Regions from separate parts of the Homo sapiens genome. Here region 1 is linked to region 2. A link is a loop called in an ENCODE intact Hi-C map of the cell type or tissue named here. Cell type or tissue: dorsolateral prefrontal cortex. All regions are shown on one strand. Each heading gives the region's core, and the rest is flanking DNA. Links, peaks and the distances in the headings are about the cores only.

Region 1 (10,251 bases), core at 3,243-8,242, 120 kb after region 2:
ATACCAGGTATGTATGAAGACATGTGTTTCTAGGTGGGCTATTTAAAATATTAGCACCCAATAGAGCATGAGCATGCAGCAGTCAGAACGGACACCTGCTGTCGACCTCCAGCACAGCCGTGGCTTTCCTGGCCTTGCATTCTATGATTTCTCCTTTTTACTGTGATTTTATTATGCGATTTTATTATTTCCATATTTTTTTTTACTGTGAGATATCCCACAGTTGTTCTCAGGCTCATTTCTTTCATTGCTAGAAAGTTTTTCCATTAACCAAATGGAGATGCATTTACTTCCCTATGTGCCGATCATCAACATTGATATCAAACTCCTCTTATTATAAGGAATCAGTCTTAAATGTGCAGGATTGGAAATTTTTCTGAATATTTTCTACCTAATGTATTTTCCCATTGTGTTGATTTCCTTTTTGGTGAAACTGGTTTTTTTTTCTGCTGTAAACATCTATTTTTGAATTTTTATGAATGATTATGTCCATCTTCTCTCATCACAGCCTTCATTTCTTCAATAGACATAACATATCTTCCCTCTAAACTGGAGACACTATAGTGTTTCCTTCATGCTTTCAAAGAATTTTTCATTTTGCTACAAAAGTTATACATGATGATTACAGAAAAATGTAAGATGAAAATTTTAGGAAAAAATTGACTGCAAACACTCCACCCACAGGTAACTACTAACAGTTTGGTGTTTCCAGTTTTTTTGTTTTTTAATGTTTCAATTTCTATGAGATCATACTGTATTGGTTATCATCTGTCTTTTTCTCTTAAATCTGTATTATGAACAGTTTTCACATAGATTGGTTTTCTTCTTAAATACACAAAATATTCCAGTATATAAATGAAATAAACGTTGCAGTTAATCCCCTATTATTGGTGAGAACTACTGTTTCTAATTTCTTGCCATTGCCTATAACACAGTGAGTTACTCTAGTTATTAACTTTATCTCCAACATGAAACTCAGGACAGGAATTAGATCTTTCCCATTTTGTATCCTCAGGACTTAGCACAGTGACAAATTCACAGTAAGTGCCAAATAAATAAGTAAATAATAGCTAATCATTACTGAGCAATTACTTTGCACCAGACATTGTTCTAAACACTTAACTTACATTAACTTGTTTGTTTCTTACCAAAAAAGCAAACAAAAATTTTTACATATGAGTAAACCAAAGCATAAAGCAGTAAAGAAAGTACTCCAATTAGCTCCCTTCACTTCCTCCTATTTGCTCTGCCCTTTCAGAACTTACACTGGGACAAAAACAGGGAACTCTGGCGCGGCCCTGAAGTGAAATATGGATCCACAGGCCACATTCCACAAAACTGGGGGAGCAGGAAGCAAGTGTTGGAGATGGAATCGAAGAGTGTCCAGAGATTACACAGAGGCAGCCCTGCCCCCAGACCTACAGCTCACAGGACCAAAGCCATCTTCTATATCCAATGCTGAGTTATTACTGCAAAGTCATCACCTCGTTTAATTCTACAGCAGCCCCATGAGATAGGTAATATTTTACCCATTTTTACCTGATGCCATGGGGAAAAAACAACTTGTCCAGCGTCACATAGACTGCCAGAGTTGAGGCCAGGATGCAAACCCCAGTCCATCAGAAACCAAAATCTAAGCTCTTCATAGCCCCATGCTGAAGAGCTTTGGAGAACTCATGAGTTAGGGGTAGCTTAGATGGGAGAAACCTTTCCCCTCTAAGGGGAAAATCTGCATGTCTTAGGATTTCCTTTAGGTTTACGTCTTTTCTTACTTCTTTCTTTCTTTCTTTTTTGAGACAGAGTCTCCCTGTATCACCTAGGCTGTAGTGCAGTGACATGATCTCTGCTCACTGCAACCTCCACCTCCTGAGTTCAAGCAATCCGCATGCCTCAGCCTCCCAAGTAGATGGGATTACAGGCATGCGCCACCATGCCCAGCTATTTTTGTATTTTTAGTAGAAACAGGGTTTCACCATGTTGGCCAGGCTGGTCTTGAACTCTCAGCCTCAAATGACCCACCTGCCTCAGCCTCCCAGAGTGCTGGGATTACAGGCATGAGCCACCACACCCGGCCCTTTTGGTTTAGTTCTGAAACTCTTCTCACCAAAAGCTCTCCAGTAGTGGGCACAGAAGAACTGGGGAAGATACCAGTCTCTGGCCCCAATCCATCTGAATGAGAAGAAAGAGTGATGAAAAGACCCTCCCTCAGAGCTTTCCAGAATGGGAGGGCAGGGGGCAGGCCCATGAGTAGCTCCTCTCAGCAGCAGCACGGTGCCCTCCACCATGTACCCCTATTGGGCATTTGCCACCTTTGGAGATGGAGAGTGGAACTGACAGGAAGACAGACCCAAGGATTAAGCCTCAGTATAACTGATGCCAAACCCCAGGTTCTTTCCACTATTAAAATTTAAAAGTGTGGTGGTGTATCTTGGCTTTAAAGTGTGGTGTGATTTTGGGAGGCAGCAGAGGGATCACGTATGTGGCATTCCACATGCAGGAGAATCTAAGCAGAGTTATGGAGGCAGAAATGAGCATTATGTTCAGAAGATAGTTAAAATGACCTGGGGTGCAGCGAAGCAGCAAGGAGCACTAACCTGGCACCAGGAGATCTCAGTTTCAAGTCTAGAAATGCATCGTGGTCGTTACAGGTCTCGTATGGGTCCTGGAGCTCTTCTAGGCCCACCCTCTTGTGCTATTGAAGACACAAGGTCTTCCATCAGGCTGGAAAAAGAGAAAGCTAAGACCTAAGTGGTCAAATCTCTGTCACAAATCACCCTAAAACACTGCCCCACCCAGCCCACCTCAGCCCAGGGCAGTTACAGGAGTAAAAGGAACCACCCAACTCCCAAACTAGAGAAGAAAACGTTAGCACTACTGAGCCTCTACCAGATGCCAAGCATAGGCCTAAGCAACCTACCAAAACACTGGCAACTTCTTCTACAAGTTACATGTGGAGAAACTGGTGCTTAGCCATCTGTTCAAGGTTAAACCAAAGCTATGTGATGAAACCAGGATTTTAATTCAGGTCTTCCTGATTCCAAAGTTTTAGCTTTAAAGTGCCCTTCTCAGCAATACCAGCCATTCCCTCCCTGGGAATTGCACAGTGGGAAGCTGTCAGCACCTTCAGAAGGGGCGAGGTGCTACCCACACTATTGGAACTGGGACTTCGGGGAAGGATGCCTGGCAGGCATTGCTGGCAGAGGACCCCTGAAGCCATTGCTAAGCTGGGTCCAGACAGGGAGAGAGCAGAGATAATCAGCTCATTCTCCACTCTCACTCCTGCACCCTGATCTGCTGGTGGCTGCCCTTAGGCAGAACTCAGAGAGCACAGAAGAAAGAGTAAGGGGGCAGCTCACAGGGCTCAGCCTTCCAGGGCCCAGCATGGACAAGGGCAGAGACTATAGCCAAAGGTGCAAGTAGAGAATATCTAATATAGAACCCAAAGCTCCGTCCTCAATGCCTTCACCTGGGCTGCCCTCTCTGGGGGCTCCTGGGAGGGACAGCTCCATTCCAAGTAAGTGTTCAAAATCCCAATGAGAACACTTGGACACAGGAAGGGGAACATGACACACCGGGGCCTGTTGTGGGGTGAGGGGAGGAGGGAGGGATAGCTTTAGGAGATATACCTAATGTAAATGACGAGTTAATGGGTGCAGCACACCAACATGGCACATGTATACATATGTAACAAACCTGCACATTGTGCACATGTACCCTAGAACTTAAAGTACAATTAAAAAATATATTTTTAAAAAATGGAAGGATTAGGTTTCAGGCAAACAAGCAAATGTGGAGGGTCATAGGAAAAGGCCCAGCCAAGAGCAGTGAGTTCGCTGCTGAGAGCTCCTCACGGCGGGCAAAGTAGACATCTCTGTCAAGTCACAGGTTCCCTAACTTCTTGGAAATGGATGACTTTTATCTTTGAGGGCCTGAACAGCCCGGAACAGGAGTCAGCAGCACAAGTTCCAGATTTGGGGCTTATCAGATCTTCTGATCCCAAGCAGAATCCATGGGGTTGGCCGGGGTGAGTCCTTGCAAGCTCTCATTCACCCTTCATAATCAACTAATCTTTGGGGACATGACATGCTTGTGCTCCACGGTCTCTCCTCAAATCCTCCCTGGCTGGTTGTGTCGATAAGACAGGTGACATTCGGAAACGAGAAGCGCGTCACACCAGGTCAGGTCCCGTGGCCTGTTAGGTCAACATACCACCATGACTGACTGAATTCACACTCCAGGAGATGTTTGCATTTGACCATGAATAGGAAGCTCTGAGCCAAGGAGCCACTCCTTGAAGATGGAAATTCATGGAGGGTAGGAGCAGTGGTTCACAGTATTTTGCAGGCAGGGGAAGCTCTAAAATCCCAATATCTGGGTCTGCACAGACACTGGCGCTGCCACTGGGTGACCCTGAGGGAGTGAGGGCTCCTGGCCTTCCCTGTGGTGTCAGCAACCTAGTCAGGCTATTAATACTTTGACTGAATTACTGCTCCCAATAACCCTCCCCAATCAGTCTCCACCCAGCAGCCAGAATGATTGTTCTGAACCAAAAAAAATCTGATCAGGTCCCTCCCTTGCCTAAAAAACCTCTCATGGCTCCCCATGCCCTCAAGATAAAATCCTTTACCTGCAGCTGCATGATCTGGACTATCTTCCTCCAGCCTCGCCACTTTCACATCTCATGGTCCTATTAAAGTGGACTTCATAAGTTGCTTGAATATGCAATGTCCCCCACCCCTGGCACTCCCAGTCCCTTCGCTGGACCTATTCCTGCCCATCTCTCATCTCTCATCTGGCTGCACACTTCTCTGGGCTCCCTCCCCAATGCCTTCATCTGGGCTAGCTTTCCCCACCCACCCTGGCACCTGCATCACCAGGCTTACCACTTGCTGGAGCCCACAAAAGAAGAAGCTCCCACCACAAAAGAAGCTCTTCCCCCAACAAAAGAAGAAGTTCTCCCCCTCACAAAATAAAAAGCTCTCCCCCAACAAAAGAAGAAGCTCTTCTCCCACAAAAGAAGCTCTCCCGAAACAAAAGAAGCTCTGCCCCAACACAAGAGGAAGCTGTCCCCCAATAAAAGAAGCTCTGTGAGGTAAAGATCCTAATTAGTTTGTTCCCCACTCTACCCCAACACCTAGTACAAACAGAGGGATGTTAGTGACATTAGCTTGGGGCAGCTCCAAAACATAGTTGAATGAATAAAGGAAGGAAGGACTCTATCATTCATTCATTAAATGTCTCCGTGTCTCCTCTAGGGCTAGGGCATAAAAAATAATCCCTTAAGTGTGTTCAGGGAGCATGCTGAGAACAGAGCAGCAGACTCCCCAGTGTAACCAGGGGACAGGTGAGGACATCAGCCTGGGCCAGTCCTCATCTCCCCTCACCCGGGCCCCAGCCTCAGTGGCCATCACTGCTGGGCAGCTCTGAGCTGTGTCTGAGCCACAGACATGGGATGGGGATTACCCAGAGAACTGTGGCCAAGAGCCAGCCACATGGGTCCCTGGGGCTCTCTCTCTCTCACCTGACCAGGTTGCAGGGAAGACAGGGAAGGGGAGTGTATGTGTGTGTGTGTGTGCGCGCACGCGCACACACACACACATAATAACCCCACACACAGCCTTGCATCTGCATAGTCAGGGAGGAAGGAGGGCCTGTGCTTTTCTTCTACAGATGCCCAGTGACCCAAGCAGCTGGCCCTTGGACAAACTGCAGAAAGCAGGCAGCTGGCCTCCCTCCAGCCTGTTCCCCAAAGTGCTGTTACTCTGCCTTTCTCAGGCTTTGGGTTCTACAGTAGATATTCTCTACTTGCACCTCCAGCTATAGTCTCTGCCCTTGTCCATGCTGGGCCCTGGAAGGTTGAGCCCTGTGAGCCGCCCCCTTACTCTTTCTTCTGTGCTTTCTGAGTTCTGCCTAAGGACAGCCACCAGCAGATCAGGGTGCAGGAGTGAGAGTGGAGAATGTGCCGATTCTCTCTGCAATCTCCCTGTCCAGACCCAGCTTAGCAATGGCTGCAGGGGTCCTCTGCCAGCAATGCCTGCCAGGCATCCTTCCCCGAAGTCCCAGTTCCAGTAGTGTGGGTAGCACCTCGCCCCTTCTGAAGGTGCTGACAGCTTCCCACTGTGCATGTCCCAGGGTACTTCCCTGGCCCTTGTAAGTTTCTCTTAACCCTGCCTGTACCTTGCGAACAGTCCGTTTTCAATTCCCCTTCTTTCATCCCTTCACAGGGTGCCATCTTGTTTTTCTCAGGTATAGATTTTAAAGAGGTCTCAAGTCCTGGGGACAACATTAACAGCCTCTCACTCTTGCCTCCCATCCCCTCCAGAATTCTCTGTAGTCAGATAAACTGCTCCTTCCACAGAGAACAGGACAGCCTGGAGGCTACAGAATATGCCTGCCAGAGAAGCAGTGTTGGCTGCCCCAGAATGCGCACATTGCATCATCCCATCCTCCTCCTAGATTGGCTCCATTGCCCTAGAAGGGGAGTGGCATTCCACCTCGGGGGAGCAGACTCGCAGGCAGGGAGGGGCCAACTGACATGACAACCAGTGAGACGCACCACACTCCCCTTTAATTCCCTTTGTGACCTCTTCCCCTGGTGTGTACACATATACCCTCAACTGCCCAGATGCTTCCACGCCAGGCCCAGGTGAGCAAAGTGGTCCTCAGTGTCCATTGGTGCCTGTTTACACGCACACAGAGATACATACACACTCACACACCCATACACGCTCACATGTTACACACACATACACATAGGCTTAGCCTATGTTTGGAAAACACACCAAACCCTCACTTCTACCCCAGCCTCAATAAGGCCAATGGCCGTTAGCGCCAGATCTCCCTACAGAGAGCACATGGCTTGGCCCTGTCCAGTGTGCCTCACCCATGGCCTGGACAGAAGGAGAGAGCAGACCGGCATTTCATAGAATTATAAAATGGATCATCAGAAAAGCCCCGTGAGATCCCTTAACCCAGTATTACCCAACAAGAGTTCCAGCAAACATGAGTCTCTGAGATGCTCTGTTAAAAAAAAAAAAAAAAATGAAATTCCACAGTCCAGGGAGTTTGGGAAACAGCACACCACGTCATCCTCTCTCAGACAATCGGAAACCACATAGGCACATTAAAGGCTCTGAGAGATCCTGAAGGAGATGTACCTATTAAAGACTGCTTACCCCAGCATTTCACCAGATAGGTGGCAGACAGGGAAGAGATGATACGTAGGTGACAGACAGTAGAGACAGATAGAATGATAATGTCAATAGATAATGTAGATAATATAGATTTTGTAGTTGAATTAACTGCACAGAACACACTGTTAAATAATATTAGACCAACCACTTGCATTTCATAAATGAAGAAGCAGGGACTCAGAGAGGGATTTGCTCAAGACCACATCGCTGGTAAAAGACAAAACTGGGCCTAGAACGCAGGCCTCCTAATCCTCAGTCTAGGCTATTTCCAACAGACCCTGTTCTATTTTTTTTGTATTTAACTAACTCTAAGCCCCAGGATTTCTGGTAATCAAATAGATCAATGCTATTTCCAAAACAAATCTGAGTGTTAGTGATTTTGCTCCGTGACTTGACGTGGCCTCCCTTTCGCGCGTGCCCTCTGCTAAGGAAGGTGCCCCTTCCTGCACCCTGGACTCTCAGGCCCACTGTGAGGGGTGGCAGGGCCCAGGGCAGAGGCCAAAGGGCTAACCTGGCACTGGGCTCTGGACCTCGGTACCTGGATCCTATTATGCTACTGAGTCAAGGACGTAGACTTCCTTACAGGTGTCCCCAAATGGGGACAGGACCTTGTCATGCCATCCCCAAGATGAGGTTGGATGAAAGCTGAGGTCTGACTTGGGCCTAGGTGCCACTGCCCAGGCCTGGCACTGGTCCCACAGGACTCAGCTGCTAGAACCAGAGCTTCCTTCGCGGGCCTAGCCTTCTCAGAGTGTGGACATCCCAACTCCCACATTCTATGCCCTGAGCTCCCAGCCACAGCCACCTCTCCCCCACTGCTCACTCACAGTACAGATGCCTATTACCCTTGGTGGGCACACAGCATCCTCTCCCCCACTGCCACACTGTCACTGTGTGTGGCTAATGAGTGCTTTTCACAGGAACATCCTGTCTCCCCATGTAGCTCCAAAGCTTCCAGAGGGCAGAGGCAGGCCCTAATCTCACTCCACAGGGACAAGTGGTGAGCTTTGCACAGTGCATGCAGGGAAGGAAGAGAACTGCCTTGCAATGCCTAGGATGGTCCTTGACACAAAGCAGGCACAGGGGATCCTCTGGGGTTGATTAGCAACTCACCACATCCCAAAACAAAATAGAATTCATGTTGGGTGCATATGGCATCAGACGGAGAGTCACATGGAAGAGTGGGCTCAGGGGCTCCTGGAATGCTACATAACCAACAGCTTTTCTAGGTCTCAGGTCCCTTGATCTGCCACTACAAGGTAAGAGTTAAGGATTGATGAGGATGCTTCTGGCTCTAAATCTCTGATTTGATTATACAGTCATAGACAGGGGAAAGCCCAAGCCACGTTTTCATCATTCTCTCCCCCAGCCTTTTAGCATAGAAGAAATTGAACAAAGCCTTGGGGAGGAGGAGACTGTGCTTGTGCCCAGGCTCAAATGAAGGCACTACCCTTCCCCCAACCCAGCACACTTGCACGAGTAAATCTAGCAAGACACACTTCAGACCCAAAAGCCAATGGCTTTCAATATCCCAACCAAAGTTACATAAAACAGGAGATTCGGCCACGAAGACAGACCCTCTTGGCCCAGATACTCGGGAACAGATACTATGCACAGGAAAATGTGGGGTTAGCTCTTTAAGCCAAGATCCCTGTGGGAGCCATTTCACCTTAATTTCCCTCCCCACCCCACACCTTGGCAGACTGTTGCTTGAGCCCTTTGCAAATGAATAAACAGTGATTCCTACTGTGAACTCAGAAACCCACCCATGCCTGGGCTCCAGCCCTCTCTCCCCCACTTTCTGCAACCTCCATCCACCTCTGAGGTTTCTCTGCTTCTGTATCGAGGAGGAGGGAGCATGACACCAGAGGCCCCTCCGTGTAGCACCTCAGCCCATGCTTCTTCCCCCTCGGCGGGTGGAGGCAAGGCAAACACTTCCCTGACAGACAGGACAGAGCTGAGAGTCAACAGCAAGCAGTATTTGTATCTGCTCCTGTGGCTGGGACACACAGCCTGGGTCCTGGGGGCTCGCCAGGCAGGCTGTTGTCTGGCACTGTTTGCCTTTGGGGCAATGGGTACACTGGAGTGAGGAGGGAGAGGAGAGGCTGGGGTGAGGGTGGGATGGGGAGCAGGCCACAGAACCAGACCAGGGAGCCAGCCGTGGCACCACAGGCCAGGAGGCTGTTTTCTGAAGCCTCTGAGCCAGGGTCACTGGAGCCCAGCACCTGGCCATCCTCCTGTGTGCCGGCTCAGAGGATCCAGGTGACGGCAGGAACTCCTCACCCCCTCAGAGCCATGGTCTTCCCTCTCCCAGGCCCCTCAGTGCCCAGATCATTTCTCAGGGCTCTCTACCCTCCCACTGCTGCATACACAGACACCCTCTCCTGCACGAGAGAAGCAAAGGAAGATGAGGAGATGCTGCATGGCCCAGAGGGTGCAGAGGACCTGCTTCTGGGGGGTGTCCAAAGCTGGTCCGCACATATTACAGGTGACTGGGCTCACAAAAGCTGGCCTCCCCCAAAACCACAACCTGACGCTTGTGTTTGCCCCTCAAACCCCCCTCCTCCATAAGTGGCTATTCATCAGTACTGCATCTGACTACACACACAGAACTACTACTACACATCTCTCAGCTGCGCCCTAACCCGGGCAGCCTGGAGCCAGAGCCCTGTCACCTAGCGCCTTGGGATCCTGAGCAAGTCGCTTCCTCTTGCATCTGCATTTGCCTTCTCATCTGTCAGATGAGGGGTTGGACTCCTGGATCACTAAGGCCCCTTCCAGCTTCAAAGTGCCATTACCATAGTATGAGGGCCATAAGCCCTCCTAGACAGCAGAGCAGACTTTGATATTATAGCAATGCAACAAGAAGGATGCATGCCTTCTGGCCAGAGACAACTCAAACCACCAACTAATACATGGTTCTATTCAGGTTTTAGACCATACTTAGTGCATAACCACACTATGGAGTATATGCTACATGTCATATATTATCATGCTTTAAGGTGTGATATACATTTTGGAGTATATTCCACACTTGGTGCATATACCACACTTTGGA
Region 2 (10,251 bases), core at 2,122-7,121:
ACTTACGTTTGGGCAGTCTTGGCCCCAGAACGCCAGCTGAAAAATTCTATGCTACCCTTGGGTTTCCACACCCAGCCCAAGTCTACATGAACATTTGATTGCCAGAAACCCTGCCACCAAGGGATCCCAAAGGTGCAGGTGCAGGTGCTGAAGTCCACTGCTACGGGATGTTGAGAACCTGACCCAACCTTCTGGGAAAAGAGTCATGAGTACACAAAGAGCACTTCTTTCAAACTGTCAAATAGCTTGAGATTGGAGAACAAAGGAGACACATCTTGATTTCTAGCTTCATATTTCCTGAGGATTAGATTAATCTTCTAGCCTGTGACCCTTTGAAGGTACAGATGACATTGTATTCATCTCTATATTCCTATTACTTAGCAAATGGCCGAAGATTAATCTACATTTCTTGAATGAATGCATGCAGCAATCAATGAAAGGTTATAAATTTAAATATCAAGAGCTACCAGAGAAAAGTTATGGACCATAAGATTTTCTCCCTCTTTCAAATGACATTCTATATCCTTCTCATCACATGGGAAACATTATACCCCAATCCTCCAGTCCTACTAACAGGGTCTCAGGCACCATGGTCTCCACAGTCTGCATAGGCTGTAGATATACTTGACCTGTTAGCTAAATTATAGATAATGGCGTGGGGCTTAGTGTTTCTCTGAAGCTCTTTCAGCCACATGGAACTATGTGGTAATGCAAGTCAATGTGAAACAAACATATGAATAGATGATGGGGGATGGATGGATGGATGAACCAAAAGATTCCAACACATTTTAAATAAAAAGCTACACTTACACAGGATTTTTTGGTTCTCTTTTATAGCCATATCCCCAGTGCCTACCACATGCCTTATGCACAATAGTTTCTCAATAAATATTTATTGAGTAAAAGAGGAATGAAAAGGAAATGGCTGATAAGTTGTCACCGCTACCAAACACTAAAAGGTAGAGGCATTCTTAGCTTGTTCATATATATATATATAGAGAGAGAGAGAGACAGGGTCTCACTCTGTTGCCCAAGTGGTACAATCATTACTTAACTGCAGCCTTGACCTCCCAGGCTAAAGTGACCCACCCGCCTCAGCCTCTGGAGTAGCTGGGACTACAGGCATGTGCCACCACACTCAGCTAATTTTTTGTATTTTTAGTAGAGATGGGGTTTTGCCATGTTGCCCAGGCTGGTCTCAAATTCCTACACTGAAGTCATCCACCCACCTCAACCTCCCAAAGTGCTGGGATTACAGGCATAAGCCACCACGCCCAGCTTGTCCATATAATTACATAAGCTAAGCTGTACCTCAGCTTCTCTAACAATTTCTGCTAAGACTTATGAGACATTTCAAAGAGCTGATCCTTGTAGGCTGATGTTTGCATATCCAGCCTATATAATGTGGGAATATCTCGAAGTTAAACAGATTTTCTAAAGCCCTAGTAAAAGAATGCAAAGGAGAGGAAGAAACTTCCCAAGGGTCAATAAGACGATCTACTGAGATACCATCAACTTTCTTCACTGCACTCACCAGAATCTGCAGGCAATAATGTTCAGAGACACAACACTCCTCACATAATCAGAAGATAAAGCATTGCTAATGACATCCAGGGAGACCCTCACTAGAGCAAATTGGCCTGGATGGAAAGCAAATTTGCATGGCAAGGCAAGCAGCCAACAGGCTGTAGTGGCAGATGCTCTATGCCTGACCGTGTAAAACAGAATCATAGTTTCAACGTGCATCACTTCCTTTGGTCCTGTTGAGTTCTGGGAACGTGAGGGCAGATTCTCAATTCCACCTTCCAGCATAGCCTTCTACTCAATAATTCCTTATGCAGGATCATGTTTATTGAATCAATAAGCGCATACACTGTCCTTGAAATCAGTGTGAATATGCTCAATTTAAAAATAACTGGAGTGTTGCTTGGTCCCCAGGGTATTCCCTGAAGAACTCCTGCCAAGGAGAGGGTCTGCTTCTCAGGGGTAAGAATTTATAAAGGAGACAGCATTTCATGAATCATAAATTTCTGTAGAAGCAAGTTTTCTCTTTAGGACCTGCAAGACCACAATCAATAGTGAGCTTTGAATAAAGTTCTTCATAGAGACAGCATGCAAATGCTGTCCCTCAGAATCTGAAAATTAGGATTCAAGGTACCCTGCCTGTTCATGGTGGAGTAGGGCTTTGTTAGCAAAACCCAATTTCAATGTTTGTCCAAACTCACCAAGCACACTCCTGTGAATCACTCATGCCAACTCTGCAGAGCCCATCTACTGTGGAACCTGGTACATTTCTGGTACAGAGCCGTCCAGGAAATTCTCTGTCCTGTCACTCATTCCCTTTGTCTCACAAGAGGAGCATTTTCCTCCACCATGGTCCTCAGGAAGACAAGCCCCTCTCAGAACAGTAGATGGCTCTGAAGCTGAGGGAACACGAGGCACATTCACAAATACCAAATTCACTACAAATTACACAGAGGGACCAGGAAAGCTGCCCTGCAATGTGCTGGAGTCTTGCCCTGTCACCGTCCACTACCCTGAATGGAGGGAATGGCTGCATCATGAAGTTGTGCTGGTCATTCTGTTTGCTTCCTTGGCATCAATCTCCATCCTTCTCTGCCCTGGGGGTGGCCTCCAGGAAATGCATCTTCAGGGCTCCTTTGCTGCCTGCCTACCAGCAGGCAAGAAGATTCGAGGGTCGGGTAGGGGTCAGAGGGCCCTCTTTGGGCCACTGTGCTGGCAGGGTCTTCTCCCCTCTGCACGTCAGCCCCTACTGGGCAGCCACTTCTCCCCCCTCAGCTCTCACTGGGTTCCAATAACACTGTTCTCTGACCTTGATGCTTCAAGCCAAGAGGTGGTAAAGACCCCTGCTCTTGCTTGTCTGTGGGTGCCTCAATATCCCTTGTTGATCCTCATAACCCTGCCCATTGCTCTGAAAGTCTTCCTTTCACCAAATCATCCATCAGACTTGTGTTTCCTGGCAGGGCTCTGGCTGGTGGAGAGGTGCCATGGAAAAGGTATTCATCTTGGATTAAGGGAAGCTGAGTTCTGAACGCTGCTCTGCTTCTGACTAGCTGTGTGATCTTGAGGAAACCACTTCACCTCTCTGGGCCTCAGCTGCCTCATCATCAAAATGTGGAGGGTGAATAGTCCAGGGGAGCCCTCACCACCCTCTGGGCTCCCTTTTACACACACACACACACACCAGCAGTCCCAGTGGCATGCCTCCAGAACCCCAGGGCTGTGAAGGCTGTGTTTGAAAGCTATAGTCACTCTTATTCTATTATTGACTTTGATATTTGATATACGATTAGATGACCTTCTCTGGAGAACTTACCGAATGACTATGACAGCAATGCACTTAAGAGACACTGCTTAGGGATTTACAGGCTACCCTGGAGGAGCATGCTGGGGCACCAATTGCACCACACATTGTTCCCCTCCTATGGCAAGGAGGCCAGCCTTCCTCCATGTCATCTGCCATGCCTGGGGCTGTCAGAGGTAGGGAGAGTGGAGGGGATGCTCTGTGATGAGACACCTGTACCCCTGAGGACAGGTCTCAGGAGAAGGCCACAGCTGTGCACCCTCAAGGCCGAGACTCTCAGCACCTGGGGTGGAGGGATGGGGGGCCTCCCACAGCAGCCACTCCTGCAACCCCTCTGTTTCTAAGCACCCCATGGCTTCCCAAGTGCTTTCCTGTTAATCACCTGCCGTGATGCTTGCAGCATCCTTGTGAGGGCAGCTACATTTGACAATTACATTTGACAAGTAATAGACAAGCACGTTTGCGGTACCTGAAGAGTCAGAGGCCTTCCCCAAAGTCATCCAGCCCAGCCAACAGGGGGCACTGGAACCAAACTCCAGGCGCTGTGCATCTTTTCCGGAACTAAACATTCAATTCATGTAGATGATTAAACTAAATTACTGGCTTTGAGGGCTTCATATTTGGAATGAAGCCAACCTTTGTGTGTTTCCATTCATGATGAGAAGCATGTCCCCTGGCTCTTCTCCACATTGGTCACAGGCCTACCCTGAAATGAAGACAGCTGTCTGTGAACCTTGACCTCTTATGTGTACTTCCCAAGTGCTTTTGTGAAGGTAATCTCACACAGGTGGGGCTGCTTTGGCCAAGGTCACAAAGCTATTTTCCTCCCCAACCAAGTTTGGTCTAGAGTTCATGTCCCTTGATTCTCAGTCTGGTGCTGTTTCTATCCCCCTCATTGTCCTTTAGTCATTCAACAAACATGTGTAGAGACCTACCATGGACCAGGCCAGTGCTAGCAGCTGGGTGAAGGAAGAGTGGTGAGCAAGGTCCAGTCCCCACCCTTAAAGGAGTTTAGAGGCTGGTGGGAAAATTGATGCAAAGGAATTGCTGTGATGAAAGTGTGTGTCCAGTGTGCTGGGACACAAAGGAGGAGCACTTCAGCCTTCTTTGCTGAGACTGTGCAGAGGTGCAGGGGAAGGGCTGAGGCTGGAAGCTTTTGAGGATGAGTAGGTGTCCTCCAGGTGGAGCACGGTGGGAGGAAGCAGCATTCTGAGGAATAGAAGGAGCTACCTGGGCAAAGGCATGAGTACGCATGACCCACATGATAGCTCAGCATGGCAGAAGCATCCAGTTCAAGGGGCATGGCCGTGATGACCTGGGACAGGTCGTCAGGAGCCCAGGAACAGAGTAACTTCTCTAAGTCCATAAGTAGAGCAGCAATTTCCTGGGGAGGGGACCACAATGAAATTTGGGCTTCAGAGCCATCAAAGGATTTTCAAGTGAGTCATAGCAGTATACCTCTGCAATGACAGCCTCACCCAGGCATGGTGTCTGAGACTTTGACCAAAAAGGTTGGAAAACCACAACAACAAAATAATAACACTTACTAGAGCAGCTGACAGACATACAGCACTTAGCATGCCAAGCACCAGAATGAGCCTTCCCTAGTGTTATGAACAGAGTTTTATTGCAACATGTCTGACTTGTCTCACTCTGTGCAAAGAAGATGTGAACAGGCTTTAAAAAATAGTCACCCCTGCTGTTATGGCTATCAGGCTCAGCTCTCTCAGGAAGCTGCTCTGAGCCTAGTAGGATGAACTCACCTCTGGGTCTCCTGAACCTTGGCTGAGAACCTAACATCCTCAAGATGAGTTGCCAAGAGTTTCCTGAGTTCTATGCTTTGCCTCCTTGGTGAGTCTGGGGCTCCTGGGGCCAGAGATCACATATGTACCCTTCATATCACTGAGAGCTATACTGCACACATTGAGGATGTTGAATAAACAAAGATGGATGGAGGTGGCTCCCTCCTCTACCCCAAACACAGCTACAAGGTACAAGCTGTGCGTGTCCTTCCTGACAGCTTGTCTGTCCAATGTGTCTCCCCAGGAGGGACAGCATTGATTCCCTGGCATCTTACCTTCCTGTGATCAATTTCTCTTGACATTTGTCAGACTCTAACACCTCTTCTGCCGCCCTTCAAGGGGCGGGTTCTTTCCATGGAAACTGTGAACACAGCCCATTTGAAGGGAGATGGCTGTTTCCTTCTGTTTTTCCTCCACTTTTTAGTGGAGAAAAATCAAGGCAAAGGAGACCAGAAAGAAGAGGAGCTAAACAACTGCAGAGAAACAAAAACGCTAGGTGCAGGGTTTCAAGTACTGGATGTTCTCAAACGGTCAGAAGGTAGCCTAGCAGGGGCTTAGAGTTAGCCACTTCCTACATGGTGATTTTCTCCCCAACCTCTGGTAGAGCCTGGAGTTCCATGTTACAGAGTCATCCCTATGGATTCTGAGTGTTTTCCCATCTCTTTCCTCTGTCAGTAGCCAGGAAGGTGGTTATTAAACCATAAACACTTAGTAGCCAAGATCTCAGAAATTAATTTAGCATATGCTGCTAACTTGTCCTCATGAAAGTGGGACTGCAATATGGACTACAGAGAAAGCAAGACTCCAGGAAGGTGGAAAAATCAGAAGAAGGAAGGGATATCCAACACACCCTGAGTAGGCATCCATCCTATGCCAAATGCTTAACAGGCATGATCCATTGTCACTGCAATCCTTATAAGAGCAGGTGTCATTTTCCCGACTTACAGATGAGACATCTGAGGCTCTCCAAGGAGAATTTACTTGGCAAAGGTCATTGTCTTTGTTTGTGTTGTTATTAAATAATACCTGAGACTGGGTAATTTATAAAGAAAGAAAGATTTAATATTTGGCTTGCAATTCTGCTGGCTGTACAATTGGGTACCTGGTAAAGGCCTCTGGCTGCTTCCACTCATGATGGAAGGGGAAGGAGAGCCAGCATGGTGAGAGAGGAAGCAAGAGAGGAGAGGAGAGGCACCAGGCTCCTTTTGCAAACCAGCTCTGGCAGGAACTCATACAGAGAGAACATGCTGGTTACCATGAGGATGACACCAAGACACTCATTAGAAGCCCACCTTCATGACCCAAACACCTCCCATGAGGCCCCACCTCCAACATTGGGGATCAAATTTCAACATGACATTCGAGGGGTAAACAGTCAAACCATAGCAGTCACATAGCTAGGACAGGGCAGGTCTGGATTTGCTCCCCGCTGATGAGCGTGGCGTCACATGGGCCCCCCAACTTCTTTAGAGATTCTGATGCAGTTGATGTGGGCGGAAAGGTCAAACAGGCTGTATTCTTTTCTCCCTGGACTCTCTAACCATAAACTAACACACACACACAAAAGTGCCATCTGGTCCTCCCTGTGGCTCTTAAAACAGCTCAATGTACTTTCTCATGTTCACTTTCATCCTTTCAACAGCCCTGTGAGGAGGATGGCAGGGTGGCTATCCCTGTTTTCTTGATAAGAAACTGAGAAATAAAAGAATTATCACTACTGTGGTACTGATCACTTTTTACCTTATCAGGCTTTGAGCTAGATGGATTTGGGTTAAAATCCTTGCTCTGGTCCTAGGAGCTGGAGCAAGCTATTCTCTTCCACCAACCTTTGCTTTCTCATCTCTAAGATGGGAAAAATACATGCTTTGAGTATTATAAAAATTAAAGACAATCATATATGAAAACCAGTTAATGCAGTCTAGCAAATAGTAAGAACTCAACAAATGTCATTTATTATTTCTTTTGTAATGTTGGGAACATAGCTTATCCCTCTGACCAATCTGCAAGGCCCTTGCCAACGCCACAACCCACATTCAATTTCAGACCCCTCTTCCCTCCAGAACTGAGCACAGCATCTGGGATATAGCAAATATTTTATATATGCTTGAAGAATAAGTAAAATAATTTAAAATAAATGAGAAGGATAGAAGAAAAAATTATTCACAATATCCACAATACCCTGATCTACGCCATGACCAATCAGCCAGGAAGCCAGGTGAAAGGGCAACACCAGCGAACCCTAATTCCTACCAGGACATACTCTTATGTGTCAGCTTTGATTCTGGCTCTAGCCAGGCTGGAGAGGGAGTGGGAGAAGGAGGTTTGAGAAGGATCTGAGAAAACAGCTGACATTAAATGACTCATTTTCAAAAGCCAACAAACTAAATTCAAACTATACAGGAGATTACATGGATAAAATTTATGATTTTTATATATGTTTTATATTTATATATAATGCATATGTATTTTTATATATGTAATGCATATATATAAAATGTACATAGTTTCCTTGGACAGTTTGACAATCCCCTTGGGACCTACTTTATGACAGGGAAGCTATTTTCAGACAGATGTTAAGAAACAGAGTCTCTGCTGAGGACCTTGGCGTGCGCCTCTATTGCTCAAAAGACTTGGGGGTGGGTGGCTCCCATTGGCTCCTCCCAAGTGATCTGGGGACAGCCTCCCCTCTTCCTCATTCAGAGCAGGGCTGGGATTCTAAGCCAGGAAAAAGTTCTCAGAAAAGAGATGGGTCATGAAGGACCAGGGCCAGAAAACTGGAGGAAAGATCAAGTATTTAAAGGAATCCAGGGAATTGAAGTGACTTTGTTTTCACAACAAATTAATTTGGAGAGAACATACATTCATTCTCCTTTGAGCTTGCTTTAGAAAAATATCCATATTAGCCGTGGCAAATAATCAGAATGACACTCAAGTGGTTCTAATGTGATCCATATTCCCAGTGCATTCTGCGGATTTGGAGCAAGGCTAAGCAACGGTGAGAAAGAAATTAGAACCGAAATTTCAGAAAAGGAGCTGGAGAGTCCTACACAATCCGAAGGAGACTTGTCCCCATCCAACTCTCCCAAGTGCCCTTCGGCGTAATCCTGTTGGGTCACAAGATGGACTCCAGGACTCCTGGAGTGGCCCTCCCCACTCTGAACACCTGCTGCAGTCACCCACAGTCAAAGTCATCTGAAGTCTCTGATCGTGACCCATGAGTGGTGTGTAGTATCTTCCAGGAGGCCCCTGACTCTGTTAACAAGAAGTGGGGTGCACAGCCAGGCCTTCTGCCCTCGGTAGGCTGCAGGACCCCAAATCCTGATCTAACCTTCCCTACCTAGACAACCCTGCCTGCTGGGCCCTCCCATGCCCGTAGCGTTCTCCCAGCCAGCCCCATCCATGGGCTCTGTCTGTGCTCCTCCTCCAGCTGAGTTTTTGGATCTTTCCCAAAAAATATACCAAGATTTGGTATGGGAAACAGTAGAATCTGAGGGAAGGATGGAGGAAAAGAAAGGAGGAAGGAATTCAGAAAAGAAGGGTGGTGGTTAGGGAGGGAAGAGAACATTTCTTAGGCATCCTAACAACTCTGTGAAGTAGGCCATGTTATGCTTTATTTTACAGACAAGGAAACTGAATCGCAGAGAGATTAAGTAACTATCAAGTTCACACAGCTGACCAGTGCAAGAGCTGACAGTTTAACCCAGGACTCCCTGGCTCCCAGTTCACATCCTACACATTTTCCCAATGAGTCAAGGGTGAATTCGTTTCTGGAATTGTTAGAAATTAGCAAATTGCCTAGGAATAAAAAAAAAAAATCATGAAACTCAACAGATTCCAAACTCACTGTGCTTACTGTCACACTCACACCCAGCTGGACCCAAATTGAGGGTGTTTGGTTGACCATTGTCACAACAAGACAGGCACCTCTCCACACTGTGAATGGCAAGGAAGTCCTGAGCTGCTTGTCACACCACCCTGAGACATCTAGGACATCTGGAAAAGGCCCTGGGGGGAAAAGCTTCCCCCCAGAAAGATTTATTTTCCCCTCCTTATTCAGTAATTGCAGGGAAAAGAATGCTGCAGGTGGTCATGGTGTCCATCCCAGGGTTTACAATAGTCAAGGAACCTATCTCCTCAGGGACACACGAAAGCTCTGAGGCCCCAACTGCTACCCCACATCATTCCAGTATATATATGTATGTAGATAGATGTAGATATAGGAAAAGATTGATATTCATGGGCAATTGGTCTCATTTTAAGATCTATGTATATTATATGGTACCTACCTCTGCGTCCCATGTGTATGAATATCGATATTGACATTAAAAGAAAATGAATTCCTCATTGGGATGTCTGTCTTGCTGACACCTTAAGCGTGTATGTTATCTGCCCGTGGGTGAAGTCAGCACTATACTAACAGAAATTCTTTTCTCAGAAACATTACAAGAGGGGTTGGAGGTGTGTAGAAGAAAGCTGCTGCCTCACATGAAGAGTGTGTGGCTTGGAAAAGCCCCTGTATCTCTCTCTTTCCATTTCTGGGTGCCCAGGAAGCTCCGATTTTATTTTATTTTTTTAAGATGAAGTCTCACTCTGTCGCCCAAGCCGGAGTGCAATGGCACGATCTCAGCTCACTGCAACCTTGACCTCCTGTGTTCAAGTAATTCCCCTGCCTCAGCCTCCCGTGTAGCTGGGATTACAAGTATGTGCTACCACACCTGGCTAATTTTTGTATTTTTAGTACAGATGAAGTTTCACCATGTTGGCCAGGCTGGTCTCAAACTCCTAACCTCAAGTGAGCCACCTACCTCGGCCTCCCAAAGTGTCCGTTGATATTAAATCAAGACAAAGTACTCCTGGGTCTTCTCTCAGAAACCAGTTTATCATCGCTCAGGCCTCAGTGGAAAAAGCCCAGGTAAAGGAGCCATCATGAACAAGGAACATGAGGGCATTAATGGTGCCACTGCCTCCACCCCCAAAGGAGCTACAGAGCTCACACGTTGTCCCTCTAACTTTACCATGACTTGTTTTTACAAATGAAAAGTGTATTTGGAATATTTCAGGGCCCCTTAGAGAGGAATACACTGTGTTCATCTACAAATGTGGCTTTCCTAAAATAAGACAAGT

Evidence for each region. Hi-C counts contacts between places; a loop is a spot of excess contacts. Peaks named below come from ENCODE experiments on the same cell type or tissue, not always from the same donor. Only the 100,000 strongest peaks of a DNase experiment are listed, where the experiment ranks them.
Region 1: a loop joins it to region 2, with 3 times the contacts of the local background. A loop is called at or near these places in 13 of 110 quality-filtered maps.

What each region holds. Positions count from the first base shown.
Region 1 is chr10:111,081,353-111,091,603 of GRCh38, reverse strand. No RefSeq gene overlaps it. Among named protein-coding and RNA genes, the nearest start is that of ADRA2A, 9.4 kb to the right of the region's middle. In dorsolateral prefrontal cortex, for the core only: no CTCF peak of the experiment used is centred there; a DNase peak (open chromatin) is centred at 5,713.
Region 2 is chr10:111,201,324-111,211,574 of GRCh38, reverse strand. No RefSeq gene overlaps it. Among named protein-coding and RNA genes, the nearest start is that of HEAT2, 92 kb to the right of the region's middle. In dorsolateral prefrontal cortex, for the core only: no CTCF peak of the experiment used is centred there; no DNase peak of the experiment used is centred there; H3K27me3 peaks cover 3,048 bases.